Regions from separate parts of the Homo sapiens genome. Here region 2 is linked to region 1. A link is a contact called in ENCODE Hi-C or POLR2A ChIA-PET data. All regions are on one chromosome and are shown on one strand. Each heading gives the region's core, a stretch centred on a gene start or an enhancer-like site at or near the end of the contact. The rest is flanking DNA. Distances are from core to core; before and after follow the strand shown.

The links. Hi-C counts contacts between places; a loop is a spot of excess contacts on that map. ChIA-PET counts read pairs that join two places held with the same protein, here RNA polymerase II (POLR2A). Pooled maps may share reads with other maps.
Region 2: a loop to region 1 is called in a map of Caco-2, with 3 times the contacts of the local background. The contact joins two enhancer-like sites. A Hi-C loop is called at or near these places in 5 of 168 maps with a recorded cell type or tissue (Caco-2, Calu3, PC-3 and 2 more) and 1 of 50 pooled maps. POLR2A ChIA-PET finds 5 or more read pairs at or near these places in 5 of 52 experiments (HepG2, OCI-LY7, PC-3 and 2 more).

The regions. Positions count from the first base shown.
Region 1 is chr3:24,271,779-24,274,291 of GRCh38, reverse strand. The region is part of intron 3 of THRB (thyroid hormone receptor beta); the gene reads left to right. Among named protein-coding and RNA genes, the nearest start is that of THRB-AS2, 120 kb to the right of the region's middle. Within about 2 kb of position 1,256, at least 5 of the 41 ENCODE cell types and tissues checked have a DNase peak (open chromatin) inside an H3K27ac peak, as active enhancers do; they include PC-3, PC-9 and mammary epithelial cell, where a contact is called at or near this core.
Region 2 is chr3:24,315,717-24,318,229 of GRCh38, reverse strand. The region is part of intron 2 of THRB (thyroid hormone receptor beta); the gene reads left to right. Among named protein-coding and RNA genes, the nearest start is that of THRB-AS2, 170 kb to the right of the region's middle. Within about 2 kb of position 1,254, at least 4 of the 41 ENCODE cell types and tissues checked have a DNase peak (open chromatin) inside an H3K27ac peak, as active enhancers do; they include PC-3, PC-9 and mammary epithelial cell, where a contact is called at or near this core.

The DNA of each region.
Region 1 (2,513 bases), core at 7-2,506:
GTATATACCATTATTAGGCCTGTGTAAGTGCCATCAGATGCTATTCATGGCAAGTGATACAGGCTTTCCATTTATGGTAGTGATATAATAGTTCAGTTTTTTAAGTGGATCATTGTAAAGAAGTATAATAAATAATAGGGCAGATGTCTAGAATATGAATGTCTAGGCAACAAGTTTGTTAGATCAGGTCAGTATCGCCTGAGTTTCACATTTCACAGGTGAGCATAATGTTAAGAAAAAAAATAGAGGATTGACAATCTTTCTATTTTGCTAAATAAAGTTATCTGAAAACAGAACAAACCAATATTTATGCTATCACAACATAAAGAAATAATATTTTCCTACCCCCAAAGCAAGAAAAATAAAGGATAGGCCTTTCTGAGAAAATATGGTTGGTAGATTCAAAAAGATACATACATACAGGCCCATAGTTCCTTATCCAAAATCCTTGCCAGAAATAATTCAGTTTTGTTTGCTTGGGTTTTTGAGGGGTGGGGGGGTTCGGGAAGATAGTATTGTGCTCTACCGCAATGGGTAGAACTCTACCCCAGTGACATCTGGGGGAATGCCCCATTGCAAACACATGAATATTTCTGCAGTGAAGCATACAAATATTTACACTAAGTTGGATCAATAAAGACTATGAAACACTCATATGAAATCAGGTCAGCTTCTGCCACCAACTAAGTTATGAAAAAACTTTCTGTCTTCACAAGCTTTAGGATTTTGAGATTAAAGCTAAGGAATTATGTGCATATATATCATTGCCCTTTTTCTTCTCATTTTGTTGTGGAGCAGGGACCACTCTTTCTGACAGGCACAATTTATTCTAATTATTCAGTTATAACCATAACCCTGTGGTAGATGATAAGAGATATTAATTAATGTCATATTCCACTTTAATCTTATTGGAGAGATTTCCAAATGGACACCTGTTAGAATGTAAGCTCTATGAAGCAGGGAAATCTATATTGTCCACTGAATTACCCCAAGCACTTAAAGGTGTGCCAGAGTGCCTGACACATTGTAGCTACTCAGTATTTCTTAAATAAATGAAAGATTTGCAAGTTAACAGCCTCCTGCAAATACTAAAATTATTGTTGGCAGGTCCTGGATAGAAAGAGTGGAGTTGTGGTGTGTGTGGGTGTGTGTGTGTGTGTGTTTAATTCATAGCAACCTGTTACATTCTTTCTATTAGAAAAAGCACGTGTACATTTGAATGCTTCACACGGATTCTTCCATTGTAAACAGAATTTGGGTAAGGGAGCTCCAGGTGATGATGTCATATACTGAGGTATCTGAAACTCTGAGTCAAAACCAACAAGTACTTAGTATTGATATTTGTTTTTTAAAAAACTGAATATTTAATTTTCTTTGCTATTTTGGATCCAGAGGGTCTAAAAATAGGTGAAGGGTCAATGAACTTTAATAGGAGGAAAGACCATAGGAAGAGTAAAATAATCCTGCGAATGAATATTTGAAGTTTGAAAAGGAAATTGCTTAGTGCTAAGGATCTGAAATGATTTATATGGTCACAACAAAAGTGACTACAGCTAGGTGAAATATGATGTCAAAAAAGAAACTAGTGTAATTGTGACCTAATCCTACCAGAAATGAATTAGTTCTGTCCTCTTGTCTTGACTTACATGCTATGGTTTTGAGAAAAGTGTGAGTCAATGAGCAAAAATTCCTTGCCAGGGAAAAGATGTACCCCCAAATAAGGGTAAGGTAGTATCAGTATCCTTTAAGTGAGGGGAACATGTGAGTGCATTACAAATTGTTGGCAATGTTTTTCAGAACTAAGACAAAATCCTGCAGGCACTTAACAAACATGGTATATAGGGAAATTTTATTTGGTTTTCTGGGGGGCTTTGAGAGGGTTTTTGGTTGGTTTTTTTGTTTGTTTGTTTGTTTTTGTTTGTTGTTGTTGTTGTTGTTGTTGTTTTGAGAGAGAGTCTTACTCTGTCACCCAGACTAGAGTGCAGTGGTGCGATCACTACTCACTGTTGCCTCAACCTCCTGGGCTCTAGTGATACTCCCACCTCAGCCTTGAGAGCAGCTGAGACCACAAGTGCGGGCCACCACATCTGGCTAATTTTTAAAATTATTATTTGTAGAGAAGAGATCTCGCTGTGTTGCCCAGGCTGGTCTTGAACTCCCGGGCTCAAGCGATCCTCCTGCTATGGCATCCCAAAGTGTTGGAATTATAGGCATAAGCCCTATGCCCAGACTATAGGAAAATTTTAAATTGTCCGCAATCCTATCCATCCAAAGATTATGGAGCTAAATTATTAATGAGTAGCCACTATCTTCTAAACATAATAACCCAAGACCATCATAATCATAATAGCTAATAATCAAATATTAACTTAGGACCTGTATCCTTTTCTCTACATCATTTACCATGTGATAAATATTTTCCCTTCTACCTTTACTATTGGGAAACAAAGTTCCCTAGAGCTTACATACCTGTACTCTGACTATTAAATTAATTATTAAATTAAATTAAATTT
Region 2 (2,513 bases), core at 5-2,504, 44 kb before region 1:
AATATATTTTGCAGAATTTCAACCCAGAGACTCTCCCTTTTGATTTACCTGCAAACAAAAAGAATCATACTTCCCTTTGACTGTCTCTGAACTCTGAATTTTCGCTTCTACTCACTTTTTGAAGCCAAATTGCATGAAATTAGGCCCCTTCCTTCCTTCCTTCCTTTCTTTTCATTCGTTCATTCTTTTTTGAGACAAGGTAGAGTACAGTGGTGCCATCATAGCTCACTGCAGACCCGACTTCCTGAGGGTCAGGTGATCCTCCCGACTCAGTCTCCCAGGTAGCTGGGACTCCAGTCACACACCACCATACCTGGCTAATTTTTTGCATTTTTAGTAGAGATGAGGTTTTGCCATGTTTCCCAGGCTATTCTTGAACTCCTGGGCTTAAGCAATCTGCCCACCTTGGACTCTCAAAATGCTGGGATTACAGGCATGAGCCACTGAACCTGGCTGAAGTTAGACTTCTTTCCATCTCTTTTTGTGAATATAGACATATTTTCTATTTAACAGTTTAGAACCAATGTGAATTTTCCCATATATGGTAGTCTAAGAATTGAATTGTAGTTTCTTAACTAGGTTTTTGTTTTGTTTTGTTGTGTTGTGTTGTGTTTTGTATGCCTTCCAGACCCAACACCCTAGCCAGTGCAATGGCTCTGAGTGTGGCATAAGCCCACTTTTAGTTTTCTTATGGGATTGAGTAATGTTCTTGGTGTTAGCATCTCTCTTTTTATTGGAGGAGTAAGGCAGACACTTACATTTCTAATAAAAGATCTGCTCGTTGAAATCAAGCGAGTCCTGATGGTGTTGGGAACCTTCTGCCGTGAGCACAACAGAGGCAGCCATGGGGTATCAGAATTACCTCCATTATATTTAACAAACACTCAGGTAGCATGCACCTCTTTCGATTTTCCATGCAGTATTCCATCTATGTAGCAACTTGTTTACTTCTCACAAGCACCCTAGAGTTGGAAAGTTTCCACATATGGGGAAACTGAGGCACCAAGATATTAAATAACCTGCTCAAGTCACAGGTGGAATTTGAACCCACAAACTCATACTTACAGACCCCATACTATGCGGCTTCTTTTTACTTATAAAATATACAGGATAAACTCAAAGGAACAAAGTTCATTCAGCAAACCTTTGTTGAGCAACTGCCTGGTGGGTGAGTCAGTGACACCTTTGCCCCAGAAACTCTTAACCGATTTGGGGAGACAGATAGTAATAAATGTTTGTAATGCAATGTTAACCTGAGGAGGAAAGTCACTAACTTTGCCTGAGGAAGTTAGGGAAGGGCTTCTGCCTGAAATACGGGCTCAGCCTTTCACGAAAAGGAGTGAACAGACAGGGCAGTTCTGAGTTGTGATAAGGCATAGCTTGTTTGGGAGGTGTCAAGTGTTCTGGGGGGTGGAGGATGTTTTAAGGTGTGCTGTGGAGACTGAAGTTAGGAATAGGACTGGTGGAAGGTGGTACTTGGGGCTGGGAGCGGGGGTCTTGTATGTGAAGCTGAGAAGTAGGACTTTAGCTTGTACCTGGTGGGAAGTAATTGAGGGTTGTTAAGTAGAGGAGAGACTTGATAAACCACCCTCTGGAGAGATCTGGTTTGGATAACATTGCAATAATTCAAGAGAGGATGAAAATTTGCAGTGTAGGTTGTGTAGACTCTAGGGGCATCAGGTGAGTTGACAATTAAATGTAGAGTCTGAACTGTAGCATGTGGTGGGGGAGGAGGAACAAGGGTGAGAGCAAGAGGGCGAGAAGGAAGAAAAAAGGGGGAGAGGGTGAGCACAATGTCTTCTGAAAGGAAAAAAGGAAGGAAGGAACCGAGGGAGAAGGGAAAAGAGAAAAAAGGAAGGAAAGGATGGAAAGAGGAGAGAAAAGAATATACCAGTATATTTAAAAAATATATTATGATGAAATGTTACTGGCATGATAGTCCTATGATTCAGGCTTTTAGAAGTATGTGCTCAGCCAAATTTTGTTTTGGTGGTTGACCAGCAGTTATTTTCATGACTCTGTAGTAGCCCATTGAGATTGCTTCTATCTAAAGACACTTTGTCAGGTTTATGTAAGACTTCATTTAGGGGGCATTGCCTTGGCATGCAGACAGCTTCCAGGCCTTACACACCAGCAGAAACATGTTCTCTAAAGAGTGCAATAAAGCATTTTCAATTCATAGCTGGGCACCTCAGGAGCAAACAAGAGCTGTCACATGGAGCACTTTCAAAATAATGCTTTTCTAACAAAAAAGAAAAAAAACAGAAACATACGGAGATATTTGAAATTCATCCTCACAATTGTCAAGCCTGAATCATAATGGCTTTGAACCCAAGGAAACTTTAAACATATGAGGATCATAAAACCTTACTTTAAGCCAAATTATCGCTGCTCTCTGTGCCAGTTATAAGCAGCATAATTAGTGGAGTGAACTACTTCTCCCTGCAATTATTATTATCAGGCTGGTGTAAGTATATGGGAGTTGAGAGGAGAGTAAAGTTCTAATCGTAACA